2 separate regions of the Mus musculus genome follow, and region 2 is linked to region 1. Evidence: chromatin loops called from intact Hi-C (ENCODE). Cell type or tissue: left cerebral cortex. All regions are shown on one strand. Links, peaks and the distances in the headings refer to the core of each region. The heading gives the core; the rest is flanking DNA. Region 1 overlaps Sumf1 (sulfatase modifying factor 1). Region 2 overlaps Setmar (SET domain without mariner transposase fusion).

Evidence for each region. A loop is a pair of places that touch in the nucleus more often than their neighbours do. Peaks named below come from ENCODE experiments on the same cell type or tissue, not always from the same donor. Only the 100,000 strongest peaks of a DNase experiment are listed, where the experiment ranks them.
Region 2: it touches region 1 in a loop (5-fold over the local background); 3 of 42 quality-filtered maps call a loop at or near these places.

Annotation. Positions count from the first base shown.
Region 1 is chr6:108,127,066-108,136,851 of GRCm38, reverse strand. All of the region lies in intron 7 of Sumf1 (sulfatase modifying factor 1), which reads left to right. Among named protein-coding and RNA genes, the nearest start is that of Sumf1, 54 kb to the left of the region's middle. In left cerebral cortex, for the core only: a CTCF peak has its summit at 4,377; DNase peaks (open chromatin) are centred at 4,165, 4,312, 5,504 and 5,911; H3K27ac peaks cover 2,223 bases.
Region 2 is chr6:108,068,448-108,078,233 of GRCm38, reverse strand. Setmar (SET domain without mariner transposase fusion) reads right to left here. Exons shown (of 2, transcript NM_178391.4): 2 at 1,107-2,528. The coding sequence ends at 1,758. Among named protein-coding and RNA genes, the nearest start is that of Setmar, 8.3 kb to the right of the region's middle. In left cerebral cortex, for the core only: no CTCF peak of the experiment used is centred there; DNase peaks (open chromatin) are centred at 3,458, 4,106 and 5,001; H3K27ac peaks cover 3,552 bases.

The DNA.
Region 1 (9,786 bases), core at 731-8,730:
GTGGACATACTTGTTTCCTCTCTCTCCTCTTCTGGCTTTGTATCACTACCCCATTATGGGAGAACTAGAAATGAACATAGATTTCTTTTGGTTAACTAGTTAGGGGCTTTAGAAAGTGACTCACAATTTATGTTTCTTCCTTCCATCTACTTAAAGGGCTTTTATGAGCTCTGTCTTTTATAGTGTATGACACCTGATTGGGCCAGCAATGTTGACTGAGAAGAGCAGGGTTTGCCAGTGGGTGCTTTGTTGTTCTCAGTAATGCGCTTTCTGTTGTACTCAGTAATGACTGTAGTTAAGCAATGGAATAGAGGTCAGAAGCTGTGTCTCCATTTGTAGTTTAAAATGCTACAAGGCCAGAGGTGAGTCATCTCACCCTTGTTGGGCTTACTAGTCCTTCATCTGTTGTCCTGGTTGGTTTTGTCAGCTTGACAAAAAGCTAGAATTTCCTGGAAAGAGAAACTCCAATTGAGAAATGTCTCCATCAGATTGGCTTTAGGCCAGCTGATAGGATGGAAATCTTTCTAATTGATGATTAATGTGGAAGGGCCCAGCTCCCTGGGGCTGGCAGCACCCTGGGCAGGGAGACCTGGGCTGTAAAAGAAAGCAGACTGAGTGGGCCATGGGGACAAGGCAGTGAGCAGCATTCCTCTGCTGCAGGTCTTCCCTTGAGTTTGTACCCTGACTTCCCTTGGTGATGTATATGACTTGAGAGTTATGAGTGAAACCAGCCCTTTCTTCCTCAGGTTGCTTTTGGTCACAGTGTTTTATCACAGCAGTGGAAAGCCTGACTAAGATGTCTGTAAATTGCATTAAGGATGTAGCAAGTTGTTCTCAGGGAACAGGCAAAGTGGGCAACTATTGCTTGCTTTTGACTGGGAGAGTAGAGGACCACTGAAGATGGTACAGCTGATCGTCTAGCAGTTGGCAGGATAGCTTGTAAATGATTTAAATGGAGGGCTGCATACAGGTATCACCGGGTGATGTAATAGTTTTGGGACAAGAGGATGAAATCCTTTGATTCTGCTTCCTGTTCTGTGAGAGAAAATGAACAAAAATTTCAACATCGTGTCCTTGTATTAAAAAGAAAGACTAGTGCTGCTGAGCCCCATGCCTGTAGCATAGTCAGCACTCAGCAAATGCACTCACAAATGAGAGCTAATTACCATTTCTGAGTACCCCTGAGTGGGAGTGTTTTCTTTTTGCCAGTTCTTCTCCTCAGAAACACCTTTTGTTTAATAGGCCAGATCATGGTATTTACCTGTGTTTGCTGAGCAGCGCCACTAGGCACTTGGCGTGAGCTAGGTAAACAAACATCAGCATCACAGGCCTTGGCCGGCAGATGCTGAGCCCTGACTGTGGACCTTATCATTCACACAGCATTGGGTGGATTTCTCCCTACTAATGCCTTAACCTAGACCTCGCCTAGAATCTAGACCCTAAACCCAGATACGCAGTTTTCATTTGAAAGTGTTTTACGCCTTCTTTGTCCCTTTCTGAACCTAAATAGGCTCGTGGGGACCAACAAAGATAACCAGAGCCTCTGACCCCCTTAGTTGTGCCTATAACTCTGACAGGACGGGGCATTGAATTCTGGGTAGAATTTGGGCTTAGATCTTGGGTCATTTGCTTGAGGCTGCTTTGTCTTATCTTGGTTTGGATGGTGAGTGGGCTGACAGCTTAGCACTGTACTGAGGGCCAGACTGTTTCCACCAGACTTGCCATCTCTGTGGGCCTCTTGACCATCTCTTTGTTCCTGAGACTTCAGTGGGTAGATGGTTTTTCTCAATATTTCAGTCAACCCAACATGCCACTCCGTGGCATACACTATACTCTGAAATCTAATACATGGATTTTTAAAAAATAGAATGCCTTTTAAAAATTCTTAGTCAGTTTCATACATGTGAATAATGCATCTTGACCATGTTCATTTCAAACTCCCCTCTTCCATCCCCCCTGGCCACTCCTAATCCTCATCCCATCATGTGAGCACTCCCACCAGTAACCCAGTGGGTTCAGTCGGTGTTTCCTGTTAGAATGTTGAGAGGTCTTGTTGACTTGGTCCTATGTAGGCAACTTGTGTCTACAGTGAGTCCATGAGTATGTCGCATCCAGAAGGCAGCATCTCACAGCTCTCTTCTCATCCTCTGGCTCTTACTATCTTCTGTCCTCTGTTTGCTCATGTTTCTTGAGCCATTGGTGTGGGAGACAGAGGCTGTTGGTATAGATGTCTCATTTGTGACTGAGCCTTAAATAGTAGCATAGCCTCAACACTTTGTCAGATCTGACTTTTTGTTGTACATTTGCAGGTGGAGCTCTGCTTTATTATTCTCAAGTCAACACAGATTAGCATATGTTAGATTCTGACATATATATATATATATATATATATATATATATTTATAATTTCTTATATATGATCAACTCATACTTGTGGACATTTTTTTTCCTTGAGTACTGATCAAGCCGAAGTGGAATCATTGCAGAAAGCTGCCATCTCTTTCAGCTAGAAGCAGGCCTCCATGTGAGCTTATAGATTTGTGTTCATCCTTTTGGGGTTTTGTTTGTTAAGTTTGAGATAGGATTGTTTGCAGTCCAGGCTGACCTCTGTATAACATAATGACATAATTGCTCCTTGGAATGGTTAAAGGGGAGGTTTTTGTTGTAGATATGAGAGAGAGAGAGAGAGAGAGAGAGAGAGAGAGAGAGAGAGAGAGAGAGAGAGAGAGAAACATGAATGAGAGAACAGCTAGAGGCTTCTGGGAAAGTCCAGAGCAGAAAGAGATAGAAATAAACATGGCCATGAGACCTGGCCTGGGCTCTGAGAGAAGGGAGACCAGCAGGGAGTAGAAAAAACAGAATGAGAGGAGCAGGAAGGAGGGAGAGAGAGGGAGGAAGAGGGAAGAAGGAAGAGGAGAAAGGGAGGGAGGGAGAGAGAGATAGAAAGAAAGATAGATTGATAGACAGACAGACTGAATTGCAGGGTTATAAGGAGAATGAGGAGCTCTGGGGAGGGAGTGTGAGGTAGGGGAGGAGGTTAGAAGGGCTAGATGCCAGCCTGGACATTGAAATGTGCTGCAGGTACTTGTCCTGAGGGAGCCTGTAAGCCAGCGTCTGGTCTGCTTTAATATGTTATTAGGCACCATAAATAGCCATTTGTCCCATCAGCCAGTGATAAGGCAAAGGAGTCCATTTGATAGGGAACTGATTTCACAAGTTCCTGAGGAATGCTGGCTTTTATGTAACTACCAGAAATTCTCCCAACATCCATGTTGAGCCCATTTCTGGATATTTGGACTGCCTTTTGGGGTCTGGAATTGGAACTTCATTTGGACCTAATAGCTTCTATTCCTCTATGTGGCTGAAGATGGTGAACTCGGTTTTGATTTGCTGTATATGTGTTGCTGAAGATATAACCGAAGACTTCATGCATGCTTGGGCAAGCAGTCTACCACTATACATGTACCAAGCCCTGTATTTTGGCTTAAACAAAATCATATAAAGTTGTGTAGTACTTTTATTGAGAATGAAAGTCAAAGTCAAAGTGGGTGTGCATTGTTTTGATGCAAGTTTCGTTTCCATGAATTAGAGTGCTTTCTTAAGCACAGCTGTGTAAGTGCTGTAGCACTATCCATCTATGTCCATCCATCCATCCATCCATCCATCCATCCACCCACCCACCCACCCACTCATCCATCTGTCTGTCATCTGTCTATGTGTCTGTCTGCCTATCTCTATCTCTCCTTCATTCCCTCCCCCACCTCTCTTTTTCTACACAGACACACACACACACACACACACACACGAATGTACGCACATCATATCCTTAAAATCTTTCTAACTGTGTGAAAGAAGGTCTGTGTTCTCAGAACCATTTTTCATGGTAATTCATGGAGTGGAGAGATGTGCTGACTTCACCTGGCCTTTGAGCCTCATTTGTAGTCAGGACTCAATTCCAGCTTTTTCAATCCCCAGACTTGTTCAGGTTTACTGGACTTTATTTCAAATGCACAATACAAAGGGCTACTTACTTCTTTGTAGTAATGTTGAGTCACAAGCTACATATGTTAGTCCAGGAAGTGTTAAGAATATGCAAGATGATTTAGGAGGCATGAATTGCTGTGTCATGAGCACCTCTTTCCAAAAGCAAAGGGGAGGGATAAGTTATGTCTGCAGTGTCTATGATTCTGCATAGAATCCTGGCCTTCCTGCCATCTCCAGCTCTTACTTCTGCTAGGTTACTATTAAAATTACCGATGTGGCAAATTCTTGGATTTTGTTGTTGTTGTTAACTCTGGCACCTAACTTGTTAATGAAGGATAAAGTAGCAGTGTGTCACTTCATTTCTGTATCTTCCTTGTAGTGCCTTCCCTCTGCCACACAGTGACTCATTTGTTCTTTCCCTCAAGGCTCTGAAATAAAGCCTGATGAGAAAATAGAACAGTCAAATTATCTTTTCTTCTTAATCAGGTTATACTGTGATTTTTTTTTGACGTGGTTCTGTGGACCCATTTTTAATACATGTGTACGTACATCACACGTCACTCTGGCGTGAGTTCATGGAGATAGCCCTTGATATCAAAAAAGTTCTGCATCTAAGGGTTCCATTAACTAACCTGAAAAATTGTACCCAAAACTGCCCAGACCTTTTGGTCTTATTATTTCTCAAACAATGTAGCATGATAGAGATTTGGGTAATGTCTGTGATGTCAGAAATTATATGAAATCTTGAGATGATGCCAACTACATAGCAAGATGTATATGTTATATGCCAACACTGCTCTGTTTTGCATAAAGGATGTGGATTTGAGTTCCTCAGGAGGTCCTGGGTCCAATCCTCCCCAGATACTGAGCAATGTTGGTATTTCATTTATTTAGCAACATTTATCAGAAATCTCCTCATGTTCCATTTGTGTGTAAAGTTTTGGGCGTTTGTAGACATAGCATCTTTAATTCATGCAGTGGAGATGTTTGAAAAGCAAGTGAACACACCTAAGCACTTAGGAATGCATGTTTATTTAGTCATGTGCAGGGACGCAGTATAGCGTGATGTTTGGAATAATTTAGTTTTAAAGATGGATCCCAGTGTAGCCACCCACTAGTTGAATAGACTGAGGCAGGTTTTAATGCATTTACTCAGTTTCTTTGTCTGTTAGTGAAGAAATAGTAGTCTGGGCCGAGGAGATGGCTCAGAGGGTCAGCTTGCTGTCATCAAGCCTGATAGGCTGAGTTTGATCTTTATATTGTGGATGGAAAGAAAACAGACTCTTGAAGTTTTTCCTCTGACGTCCATGTGTGCTGTCCAAATGGATAACTTAAAAATCTTATGTCTACAAAAGCACTAAGTCAGTTTGGTCTTAAACACAAGTAGCCAGAGACATCTGCAGGATGAGCTAGACAGAAGTCAGGGAAGAACTGCAAGGACCCAGACCTGGGACCACAATGCTCCGATCCTCACTCTTGGTCTTGAGGCCGCTCACTTGTTAAGCTCAAGTGCTTCCGAGAGGCCTCGGAGGTCTCTTAGACTGTGCCTTTACCACCCCAGGCTGTGTCACCGCCTTGCTCAACTATACGTGCACACACAAACACTAAGTAAGTAAGAGGAATTAGAAAAAGCAAAGAAATAGTCTTTTTTTCCAGTCTCTTGAGAGGTTTTCCTGGTACTATGAGGAAAATGTTTAGTGTAAAGCTGGTGTGTAGTAAGCATGTCATAAATGCTAATTATAACTAGTGTTTTAATGTAATCAAAGTTTAAAAGAAATATTTGTAAGCTACAAGCGTACACCTTACTCTGAAATCTAATACATGGAAGAGATTTTTTCTGGACCCTTTTAGAGATGTGGAGAAGAGCTATGCCATCTGTTAGCATGTAGTTATAAATAACACTTCTTCCCGTGGGCAGCCTCTACTTCATACCCAGTACAGGAAGTAAACACTGCATCTCATCCAGTGAGACAGTTCACAGCACTGGGCGCTTAGCACTTACGCATTTTCAGACTGTCCAAATAAAATCACAGAAATCTTTAAGTAGTTCTTTGAAAATAATGTCGAAGTTAAAATGCCATTTGGTATAAGCTAATTGTTATATTCTCCCTTAAGTTGTTGATGAAGTATCAGGCAGAGCACTGGGGTTGCATGAGAATGTGTTGAGTCCCTAGGAAAATGGAATGGTTCATCATTTCCACTTTAAGGGATGCTTAGAACCCTATCTGACCTGGCTTGCAGGACCAGGGCTTTCACAGTCTTATTCTGAGAAGTAGAAGTGATGGACTTTGGAGCAGGTTGTTAAGTCAGTGTAGCTGGTACCCTGTGATTTCCATGGTTCATTTGGGTTCAACTGGAAGTCACCTTTCTTTAAGATGTATGCATCATGGGCTGGAGAGATGGCTCAGTGGTTAGGAGCACTGACTGCTCTTCCCAAGGTCTTGAATTCAATTCCCAGCAACCACATGGTGGCTCACAACCATCTGTAATTGGATCTGATGCCCTCTTCTGGTATGTCTGAAGACAGGTACAGTGTACTCATATAAATCAGATAAATCTTTTAGAAAAGGATGTATGTATTGTTTACAATGACAGAAACTCATTTCTATACATGTTAGTGCAAATCTATTAGGATTGGGTACACCTGGATGTACAGGATCAGCCCAGCTTTCTGAGCATGAAGGAGCACCTATACCTTAGGAGACACTGTCACAGAACAGTGTACTGCTTTCGTTAGACAATGGAAAAGCAGTTGCCTTGGTACAGATATCCATGTGACTTGTTTTCTTTCAGCAATGGCTGGAAAATGCCTCTGTATTTAGGCTGACTGGTTTTTAGCACTTAGACTCTTCATATCCTTAATTTTTAAAATTACCGCTCATTTACCAGAGTTGCGTTGAAACCATTGAATGAGGCATTTAAAAGAAGATTGTAGTTGCTTTTCTGGCATCTTTGGAAGAATGGATACACGGTTTCTCTGGAGACAGTGAGAGTGTGGTATGGTAAAGGCACCGTCTAAGAGCATAGCTCCCATGGAATGGAAGTGGAGGCAGGGCCTCCGAGGCCTCTCTGAAGCACTTGAACTTAACAGATGAAGGACCTCAAGATCAAGAGTGAGGGTCAGAGCTCTGTGGTCCCAGGTTCAGGTCCTTGCAGTACTGCCCTGACTTCTGTCTAGCTCATCCTGCAGATGTCTCTGGCTACTTTGCAGTGTGTTTAAGACCAAATTGACTTTGTGCAGAAGTAAGATTTTAAAGTGATCCTTTCCATCTTTTGTTTGTTGGTTTGTTTCTGAGCTTTACTCCCCTTGTTTGCCAAATCCCAAATCACTGGCGGACAGTTACTCCACAGATATTTAAGTGTAGAGTGGTTGCCATGGAGTCAGTACATGTCTATTGACATCCCCAGTCTCAGATGTGAACGCTCATGGTGAAGTGCTGAACAGAGCAAAGCCCTTGCTGACAGGGGGCCTGCGTTATGCTACCAGAAATACAGGTAGAATGAGGTGGCAAATGCTAGTATGTCTTTTTTTTTTTTCTGTTTCTTGTAGCTGCCTCTTCTTCCTTTTCCTCTTTTTTCTCTCCTCTCCCTTTCACTTCTCCCTTTCCTTTTCCTTGCTTTTTTCTTTCTTTTTTTTTTTTTTTTTTTTTTTTTTTTTTTTTGTTTGCTGATGGGGAGGGAGTCGTATTATATATCCCCATGTGGCCATAAACTTGCTGTGTTACAGGCTGGTCCGGCACTTGAAAGCTTCCTGCCCTGTCTCTGCTGTTATTACAGACGTGGGTCATCACACCTGGATCTGATGCCGCTTCTGACATCAATGTGTATACATGTAGACATGTTTTCTCCTGGCAGGAAGCACGTGCTATTTTACTACAGCAGTTCTCCAACACCAGTGATCTTAGCTCAGGAGTTCTGATGTCCTGGTGTTAGCCGAGAGCCCAAAAATTAAGATCTTAGTCTTATAAGACGAAGTCCCCATTCCAGACACTAGCCTGAAATAGGGCAGTCAGATGACTTCCCCGGCCCCTGTGTATTCATTCATTCCCATAACCACTTTCTCTAGTTTTTCATATATAAAATGTTTGAGGCTAGCCTGGAATATAGTGAGCCTTTCTCACTCACCCCCCCCCCCCAAAAAAAAACCCAGTGGGGATGTGGGACAGGTGAAGCTAATCAGTGTCCTTTAAAATCAGTGACCCAGTCACTCATGGTTCTTCATGAGTTGTAGGCCTTTTCCTGAAAAGACTCTGGAAAGGAAGGCGTATGTGCCTCAGCTGGAACAGCTGAGTCATTTGTGGCAAAAATACGATGCTATATGAGGTAGCCCACACAGACCACCTGACGGCCTGGGCTTGAACCCTGACCCCGACCTGCCTCTGACCTTGGTAGGCTTCTCACCTTGTCTCGTCCTTAATTCTTTATTTGAAAAAAAATGGGGCAAATGACTGAGGGTCTGCACATGCCTGTGCTGGCATGATTGTTAATAGTTAATAAAGCCTTTGTTTTTTAAACATTTATTTAAACGATACATTATAAGGTTACCTTATAATAATGATAATAATTGAACTTATTACAGTGACTGGCCGTTTTACAGATGTAAGACATAAGGCAGTACTTACATATAGTGTGTATGTGATAAGTATCAGCCTCTAGGTTTACTTGCATGCTCCTTATTCTGTGAGTAGAATTAGTGTGTTTAATACCATATTTTATGCATGATCCCAGAAGCAAAAATTGTAGGTTTTTAGACAATGGAGTGCCATCCATCCTGGTGTGAGCAACTTGGATGAAGTTTCAAGGATTCTCTTCCCTTTTGACCTAGCATGAGTAGAACAAACAGAACGAAGGAAATGGCTCTTCTCCTTCACCTCAAAAGCAGGGGGCACTGCTTGAATTCGCCACTGCAGGAGTCTGTGCTTCTCTAATGAGAACCTGGGAAGCTGTTCATTTGGTTTGTGTTTCTCACATAGGCTGTGCTCCTAATTTGAACTTCCCTCTACCTTTGACCTTCCTCTGCCATCACCTTCCCCTTCCTCTTTTAATGCAATAATTAAACTTCTTTCTCTCTTGTTCTCTCTCCTCCTTTCCTCCTTCCCCCTTCCCCCTTTCCCCCTTTCCTTCTTTCTTTCCTTCTTTTCTTTTCTTTTCTTTTCTTTTCTTTTCTTTTCTTTTCTTTCCTTTCCTTTCCTTTCCTTTCCTTTCCTTTCCTTTCCTTTCTTTCTTTCTTTCTTTCTTTCTTTCTTTCTTTCTTTCTTTCTTGCCTCTGCCTCCCAAGTGCTGAGATTAAAGGCATTTACCACCATGCCCAGCTAGGGTACACTTTTCATTGATTCTTTCCTAGGGAATAAATAACATTTCACCTAATTCAAAAAGCTTTATTCTCAGTAGTGCTTTTATGTACTTACTCTTAAAATTCCCTTTCACGTGAATACTGAGCATAAAAGAATTATTGGGACATCTTATTTTGTACCTTGGGAAGAGATTCTGTGACATCTCGAAGATGGTTGATTGCTTAGAGGCAAGGTCAGTTTGAGGGTCCATGGTGTTCTGATGGCGTGGACTCTATGACTGCACAGCCCTCTCTGCTCAATAGCTGTGAGCCTAGGACAAGGCAAACATGTCATTACTCTCAGGCTTCCAATTTCCTTATCCTTAAAATAATACTTCCTGTTTTCAGGTTCATCTTTGGGAATCAGATGGCATAAAAAGGCAGTAATTGTGATGTAGAACAATGTTTTACATTATGGGATGTTTGAAAGCAGAGTGCCTTTCTTTAAAGGGGGTTGGGGAGCGGCAGAT
Region 2 (9,786 bases), core at 634-8,633, 59 kb after region 1:
CCAGTCAAGATGGAGATGTTCAGTAGCGTGCAGCTGAAAAGCAGCAAAGGACTGCTTAGCCAGATAGTGAGCCAAAATTTCCCCCTCCCCCAAAGATTTCCTTCTTGCTTCTTATGTAGTTTAGGTCCTTTAGTAACAGTATAACAAAAAGAACCATTTTTTGGAGTGAGAGATACAAGCTGACTTATGAAAAATAGGCTCTCCCTTGCCCCAAGAAATTTAAGTACTGGAAAGATTTGATTATTTCTCAGAGAGAAATTAGTTTGGAGGCAAATTTTGACAATGTACCCTTGAACCTTGGGACATTTTATGTACAGTCTATTATCTCATTCCCAGGGAATAATTTCTGAAGCTGTGAGATCATACACTCTGATATACTCACAGCACCTTTACTGAGATAAATCACATAGTTTTTTTTTCCCTAATGGGCAATTAACACTTAGGTTATTACACTGGAATAGGATGTTATAAATAATAGAAATCTCTTTTTAAAGCCCAGAGCCTTCTTGTAGTATGGTTTATATGTACTGCAGAAATTGATTTCTTTTTACTAATAATATACATGACTGAGTATTTGCCTTTTAAGATATTTAATTTCCACAGAATATCCATAGAATGAACCTGATATTTCAAAGAGCTGTCTATTTATTCATATGTGGTACACATGCTGGAATCCGGAGCTTCTGCATGCTAGGCAGGTGCTCCACCACTGGGCTATACTCTCCAGACTGCAGCTGACTATGTTTTTCTATTATCCTTCTTTAACAAGGCCAGCTAGAAGTTAGAAGCCTTTGTCGCTTCACAACTTTAAATGGAATTATGAAACGCCCACTTGCTTCTATAGTGTTGACAGGGTTATTCTTGTGTTCCTAATAAATGAAGGAGTGAGGCTGTTGGAGGTTTTGAAACCTAACTTCACAAGCCCTGCAACAGCGCCAAGAGGATAGCAAAACCTTTACAATAGGCTTCCTCTCTTGACCTGACTAGAAATGGAAATCAATGGTTGTGCTTCATTACTGTCAGTGATTAATAAGATTTAGCAGGTAAACTTAACAGCCATCCTTCTGAATTCATGTTTAGAGCCAAACAAGTAATAAGATCGGGAGTCAAATAGATAGAAGACAGCTTTATTGCCGGCAAGACTAGCCAAAAAGCAAGGCTGAGGTCTTGCTGAATCATACATGAGGTTTGCTCAAATGTGAGGCAGCAGTAGCTTAACATTGTAGGCTCCTCACCTACAAGTGCAGAGGCATCCATCCAGTCAGGACTAGCAGTATTTTTCTCCAGTGCCAGATACCTTGTTGATTTGCTCTGAATGACCCTTTGCCAGGGTCGTCCTGGCTTTAGGATGGCTGTTCCAACTCCAGCCATCAGGTCTGACTTCTGGTTTCCAAGAAGAAATACAAGGACGATGCCCAAGGATTCATCCTGTTTGCTTGTATCCTGTTAGTTACAACATACCCACTTACCCACACTTAGCTACAAAGACAAGTATTCTGGGAGAGAGTGTATTGATGGACATTCTATCTGGGCCAAATTGCTGAGTTGAATGTGGGAACCTGGCAGGGCTGGGCAACCCCTTGTCTTACAGGGATGAACAAGATGCGGACTATGAGGTAGCCTTCCCTTGAGAGTAGTTTGCTTGTAGGAGACGAACCCAGATGGTATTTTATCACTTAATGCTTGGCTCCCTCTGATTTCTGTCTGCAAAGGGGCCGGCAGGTAGGATCTCCTTTCCTAACTGGTGCCTGGATTTTCTAAGGGGCCATATATAGTGAACTGTCATAGGGCAGGAAAGTGGTGCATGACTGGGCCCCACAGTAACAAGGCTTTCGTGGTGGGCTACAGTCTATCTTTTCTTTGTCTTTACTACTTACTTGGTTAAGGAATCTTCCTGAATAGTCGTAAGAGAGTTCTTCTCCTGGCAAAATATCTTTGGCTGCGAAAAGTGCCAGCTTGGGTACCATTGAGTCAATTCGGACAGGAATCATCAACAGATTTGGTTCACAAGAATGGTTGAGGAATCTCCCAATATTTCCTATGTAGGTAGGGTCGACAAATGTTTCCATGATCTGTCCACTGTAAATGTGTTCTCTGACAGCGATGATGTAATTTGAGTCATGTGATGTTTGTAGGTGAATTCTTCTTTGCACTTCAGAGAATCCTAACACCTCCCCAGCATACTCACAGACAAATCTTCCCTTGGGTATAAATTCCAAAGTCCGAAGTCCCCAGCCTTTTTTCTCTGTCTGGAACACCTGGAGAAGGAAGTGTAGGCCATTCTGGACCACCCTATTTCTGCAGCGCATGCCACACTGGCACAGAACATTGCATTCAAAAACTGGCTTGGCGTACTTTCCTTCGGATCCCACATCCCTAAGGCATAAATTGTCATCGTAGTTATTCTCATGGCGAAGACAAGAGCAAGTGCCAGGGACACATGGAGTTTCGATGCAAGCACATCCAGGGAAGGTTATTTGTGTGGGGTCAATGTCTGCTCCAGGTCCAGCAACATGATCAGGAGTATACTGCAAAAATTAGTAACACTGGTTAGAGTGGTATATGAAATATTCATATATTTCATATGGAAGTAATGTATGTACAGCTATTAATGGGGATACTTTCAAATTCCAGCACATATGAAATATGACAAGACAAGCCTGCAAGAACACAACACTGAAACATTACCCTAGAAGATCCTTTCTTACTTACAGAAATTAAGTTTTAAGGATTTGTTTTGATTTTTACTCATGTGAATGTGTGTGTCTGTGTATGTTACATGTGTGTAGATACCCATAGAGGTCGGAAGAGGACATTTGATCCTCTGGAGCTGAAGTCACAGGTTATGAGCTGCCCGACAAGAGTGCTGCAAACTGAACTCGAGTCCTCTGCAGATACAGCAAGGTCTCTGAAGCCCAGAGACCTCTCTCCAGTCCCACAAATTCCCTTCCAAAATTCAAAGTTTTGTGGTCTTACAGGAATAAAAATAATAGGATTTTTTTTTTCTATAATAAGGAATTGAAATCTTTAAAGCTTGCTTTGTTTCCCTCATAGTTCTTAGTATCAGGAACTGAAATTTCATTTTTTTCTTCTTTGAGAATTGCGTGTGTGTTTATGATGGAACAGGATCATAGAGCCCCTACCCCACACAACGCACCCACCTCTCATCTTCACGCCCTTTTTTTCTTTTTAAAAAGCTAAGTCAGTTTAGTGCTACCCACTGTGCACTATGTGGGGCTGTCCCTTGGACCATGGACAACCTGTCCGTGGCCACACCCCAAGGAATGTTTTTCTTTCTTTCAGCAGCTGTCATCTGCCAAGACTGCCAAAGTTAGGGGAGGCGTCTCACGAGTCACCTCCCCATCCATGCTGGTTAGTTGGCTTGATCTTGTGTAAGTCTTCACAGGTAACCACAGCTGCTGTGAGTTCCTGAGTGCAACAGCCATGTGACGTCCACAGGACGGCATTGCACCGAGCTCCTCCGCACCCTCCAGCTCTGCTGCCTTCCCCGCCTCCTCTCTGTGCTGTTCCCTGAGCCTTGGCATGGGTGGGAGGATTGATGAAATGTTCCGTGTAGGCCTGAGCACTCACAGTCGTTTATTCTCAAGCACTTTGACCAAAACTTACCGAATGCGATGTCTGTATGAAATTCAATATTTTATTCTTAGCTTATTACTCTTTTTAGCTTTATCTGATAATGTATGTACATACATAGGTTCATTATGAGTAATTCTGGGTTAGGAAGTCATAAATGTTAAATCAATCACAGAAATAATTATAAGATGCAATGTATTAAATAGGTATCAATATATAAATTACAGATGTATCAGATACATGTAAAGAAATTCTCTTCTTATTAAATGACAAAGGGAAAATTTGGAAACATTTCTTGGTGTTTTGTATGTACCTGAATTTTCAAAACATTACATTTATAAAATATGAAGATTAAAGTCTCAAATCTGAAATCTGTTGGAAAGCCTGCTGCTGTAACGATTTCCTTACAGCTGTTAAGAAGCATAATTTTAAACCCTGAAGCTTAAAGTGTCTCTTAGGGCTGGGGAGATGGCTCAGTTGGTAGACTCTTGCCACACAAGCACGGGGACCTGGCTCTGATTCCCTGGCAGACATGTAAAAAAAGAGTCTGGTATGGCTACATGCATCTGTCATCCTAGCACTAGAGATACAGAGGAAGCAGGAGCCCCAGGACTCACCAGCTAGCCAGCATAGCCTATCAGTGAGTTTCAGTAAGAGACCCTAGCTCAGAAAGAGAAGGTGGAGAGCAAATGAGGAAGGTGGTGGTGGGGTAAGACAGTGTTCAGCTGCCGTGAAACTTCTGTTAATCCATCTCAGCCACTAACATTTTTGGATTACAGAAGTGAGCCATCGTGCCCAACAACCTTTCACGTTTTTAAGCTGATAACCTCGGGCATTTTGTTACAGTAGCAGAAGGCTGACTAACCCAGGTGCAATCAACCTGTCCAGTGAGCTTAGACATAGAAAGTGGGCAGCAGAAAGAGCCCGGATGCTTGCCTTTACCTGGAAGCAGTTAGTTCAAAGAGGGCATATGATTAGATGCAAGTCTTTAGCTTCAAGGAACAAACTTACCACCAAAAGCAACACTGACTTTTCTAGTACAAACACAAGAAAGAAATTTCACCAGTGTCCTTCCAAACCATTCTTCTGTAGGAGGCAGTTCCTGGGGACTGTTATTCTGACCCTTAGTAAAGTGGCCTGCCACTGTGTTGGAGAAGAGTGGTTCTGCAAGGCAGGAACTGCTTGGCTCTTCATTTGGAGGTTAAGGATGTTATAGGATCCTGAGGAATCTTGGATTTGCCCATCTCGGGGCCTTGTTAACAGGATGTCTCCTGGCCCATCTTTAGAGAAACACTGAACAGCATGTAGTGACGCTTCCTGTGGAGGCTCAGTGGAGCTGTGCGGTTCCGTGCAGAAGCCTATACTTTAAAAAGCACAGAGCTGGGGGAGGATTGGCATTCCTGGTGAAAGATTAAGAAGGTGACGAGTGGGAGTCTGGGGTGGGGGGCAGGCCAGCCTTCTGCTTAGACAGTGATTTGGGGGTGGGGAGTTAAAGAGCTTCCTCTTGCATTGTGTCTTACCACTTTAGCTGTGCAGGGATGTCCTACAGGGATGAAAGAGATGCTCCTGTCCATCAAATGTACCCGGGTGCTGTCTTACTCAGAAGCCACTTTTGGCTTTTTGACGATTCAGCGTTGAAATGTAAATGGTTATTGGGGCGTTTTAAGAAGTAGCTGTAAAATGAAGATTTTATGATCTCCTTGTGAAACCTTTCATGAAGAGTATTTTTAAACTGATTTGTTCCTCAAGGAGCACAGTCTTTTAAAGCACAGTATTAAGTCACTGAACTATAAAATGATTTTCTTTTCCCCGACACAGATGATTCCTTTTAAAATCAAGTCTTATTGACTGGCGTTTCTAACCAGAAGAGGATCTTTCTTTTTTGTTCCTAAGAATTAGCTGTTTATTTCTACTTAGAAAGTTAAAGAAAGTATTTTCAAGACTATTTTGTTATATTTTACTCATTTTTCCTGTCCTAAAGATTGCACCGAGGGCCTCACACATACTAGGTAAGCGCTCTACTGCTGAGCTACATCCCCAGTTCACACTTTACCATGAAACATTCTTATATATGCTCTTATATGTTTTCCTTCCATGTGCAAGGAATGTGGTTGGTGTGTGTGAGAGAGAGAGAGAGAGAGGAGAGAGAGGGGGGGAGGGGAGGGGAGGGGAGGGGAGGGGAGGGGAAGGGAGCGAGGAGAGAGAGAGATAAAATTCTCTGACAATTTGAAATCCTTTATACTTGGGTTACAAATGGCAACAAATTCCAAATGAGCTTCAGGTATCTTTCAAAAGACAATACAGACTGCTAGATCATTTTTCAGTTTGGCAGCAAGTGTCTCTACTTACTGAGCAATTTTACCAGTCCAGAATAAAGAAATATATATGTTTAAGTAGATATAATCATTGACATTAATACCAGTGATGATTATACATTATTAACCTTTAATCTTCATATTTTTTTCATTTTCTTCTCCAGGAAAGGCTATTAAAAATACTAAAAACAAAACAAAACAAAACAAAAAAACAAAAAAACAAAAAAACAAAAAAACAAAAAACAAAAACCCAAAAAACATTTTACTTATTTAAAAAATAATTATAAATGAAGAATGATCTTTTGAGGGAGGGAGGTAATTCCATGATAGAGTTTGCCTGGCCTGCAAAAGGTTCTAGGTTGAAGCTTTCCTATCATCAAAACTAAAACCCAAACCCCCAAACCTTTTAAAAACCATGCCTAATTAAAGATATTATTATGTGATTATCCATCTTTTCAGAGATTTAACTTTATAATGGAAAAGTACTTCATCTTTTCAGAGATAATTTGAGGTCATTGATCAGGCATTTTATTCATGTTAAATTGTGATGCTGGGCAGTCAGTTACAAACTGGGAGGAACCACTTGGTCTTAACTGAAATGGATCTAGTTTGAAACACTGTCCAAAGTCTATCTGGACCCCACTTCCTGATACAATTTATCCACAAGAATTCTTACACCTGAAGGATGCTTGTGCCTACAGGACATCAAGGACCGAGCAGGGCTTTGGTCATAGCATCCCTTCTTTCACCCCAGCTCCTCCTAGAAGTCTCTCCTCTCTTGACTCAGAGGTTGGATAAAGGTTCCAGATAGTTCCAGAAGCTGACCAGACTAAATAGAATATCATTAACTCTTTTCAAGGGTTTGTTTTTGGATTGGGGAATGAAGCTCAGTTGGTAGAGTGTTAGTTTAGCATAAAGCAGGCCATGGGTTCTATCCCCAGTACTACATAAACCCCAGGGGAGGCACACAGGGTTGTTGTCCCCAGAATTCCACATATCGAAGCAAGGGGAATAGAAGTTCAAGGTTATCCTTGGCTTCAGACAGTTTCTGATTAACCTAGGCTATAAGCGACCCCACCTCAAAACCAACAACCCGGAGGAGAACAACAACTAAAGAGAACCAGGAAGTATTTGGTTTGAGAACAGACACAGCACTTAAGCCAGGACAAAGGAATCCAAATCGGGGATTACTGATACAAAGAAGGTAGAAGGATCCCTCCATGGAACGCTCAGTATCACATTTACGGTTTAGACAAGACCTCCTACCTAGCCAAGCACTGGAAAGAGAAGTACAAGTTTTGACAGTGTAAGCGATACAGCTCTCAGGGCAAAAGGTTTCTACTATACAAGTGTATTGGTATCTTGGCAGTAGAGAGCCCGAAGTCACACCACACAACAAACTTCACACAAGAGATTTACTGGGAGAGATGTAAGAGAGTGGCTACCTCTGCTTGGCGAGAAGCAGCTGGGGAATGAGCAAAAGGCAGACTATTTAAAGTGCTTCTCACAGGGTAGAGTTCTCCAGGGTGGGGACTGGTGGGATTTCAAGGCAAGCACAGGGATTTTGAACTCGGGGGATTGGTGGGTGTTCAGGCTTGGGAATTGGTGGGTTTTCAAGCTCTGGGACTGGTGGGATTTTGAGTTCAGAGACTGGTGAGTTTTTGAGCTCAGAGATTGGTGGGCTTTGAAACCCTGAAGTGGGCTCGGACCTTTTATTCTACAAACAGGGAGTGTAGTGATGAGACTATTAGATAGCATTAGAGTCTTGACCACTTCTGGACTTTTCTATTGTGTGAGGCAATCTCCCCGCTTCGTTTGCTAGAGTCAGTTTGAAGGATGTTTTATGCTGTCAAGTAAAGGTAGGACAGAAGCTGGAAATGGTGATAGGAATCCGCTAGAAAATGTAGTCAGAGATATAAACCAACAAGGAACTACCAGCTTTCCAACAGAGATTAAGATACTGGAACAAACTATGCAGCAATTCAGGCTGAAAAACTTCCAACTGTGGCCAGGAACACAGGGCCAAGCTATGGGGGCTTCTCAGTGCAGGACGTGGATTGTTCTGGTAACACATCAAAAAGCCAGGCTCACGTTACCACCGTGACTCTTGCAAAGGATTTGGTAAGTTTTGAATGGACAATTACCGTAGGGAAAATGCTCATATTGGGGGTGTTTTTCACAAACTCCTAGAGAGATAATGCTATTCAGGGTGTGGTACTTGCTTTAAAAATATTACCTTCCATTTACTACCTATCCAATCAATCTATTTCACTGACAAAGGAAAATAGAAGAGAGAATCTAAATAATTACAATTGGGGCTGGCAGCATATAAATTTAAGAGAAATTAAACAGGCATTGTGGCAGGGAGTGAAAAGATAGATCCTGGAGCTAAACTTTCTCGCTGCAAACATACAAACAAAAACCCTGTCTGTGAATTCCTTCCCTACCCTTGGCCACTTAGTCACTTTGAATGGAGAGAATGAGAGCTGACCTTGCCCAGCCTTCCTTCATTTACCAACAAACACTGCCTCACTAATAGTCATGTGCATATAGTGGGATTCGGGATCAGCAGAAAAACATGAAGGACAAGAAAGGGACTTTACCAGTCTGGCACTGTCGTGTGCAAGAGTTAGAAACAAATGCAGCACCATCAGTGGGAAATATGCCCGATAAGCCACAGCCTAGGTAGAGGTTTCAATCTTTTTTTTTCCCATAAAAAACTTAAGAAAGAAAGAATTTATAAGCAGTGATTGTCAAGGAAGCCGAAGTAGAGACAGCATATAGCATGTTGAAAGATAAACACTCTAACTTGACTCCTCTTGGCCATGATGATTTCATCCGTCTTTGAACTCGGCAAGCATGAACCGGCCTTAATGTTGAATCGTGGTAAACGGGTGGGCGTCATCTTTCAGAGGGGTATGTCATGAAGTGTCCTTCTAATCTGCAGTTATAGACACACAGCAGACATCCAGTTTGTCCTGATTGCTTCACTGCAGCTCCTGATAACCTTTAACTGCAAGTTGGAACTGTTCTGATTAACAATATGTATCAAAGCCCCAGAAACTCAAGTACAAGTACGAAGTACTAGGACTTTACACATGAGCATGACTCTTAAGGAAGTTTCTTGAATCCTAGGGATACTTAAGGAAGTACGTCCTTCCTTTTTTGGGTGTGTTCAAAACCCAGCTACAGGAATCCTTGGACTTGCCCTCTCATGTCCTAAGTTTTGCTTCTAGCAGCTATTAGGAGACTGGGAGCCACCTAATTCTGACCAAGGCCCAATGAGATCTTAAAAATAACCTTTGCAGTTGATCTGAGGGACCTGACAAATGATTAGACCTGACTTGGCTCAAGAAAACCAATTAGTTTATTTTCTCCTTGGCTTTCAACTCCAAGGATGTGAGGATATGCTGGCTTCTAATCTGAACATTTCAGTATGCCCTTTTCCCTTTATATGGCACCCCAGAGCAAAGCAGACATAAAATTATTTTTTGCCTTGAGTTTTTCATGCCTTAATGGTTGTGTGAGCCCGTGAGCCAGGGTTTGCAGCAAGTATGCTAGTTTGACTTTTTGTAAGATTCCTTTTATGTATGTGGAATTCAGTGGGGAAAAAAATGAGCTGAAGATGAGCTGGGAATGTAGGTCAGTGATGGAGCATCTGTGTAGCACATGTTTAAGTCTAGATTGCATTCCTAACATCCATAACACACACACACATCCTATATCACTGGTACCACTAGACAGTCTGGGCAACTTTGAGGCTTGTCTTTAAGCATGTGGATTATCTTTTCTGAGAAGCAGTTTTTTTTTTCTTTTTCCTATCAGAGAGAGCTAGCCTCCCAAAATGCCAATATTCTATAAACTCCTCCCTATTGTA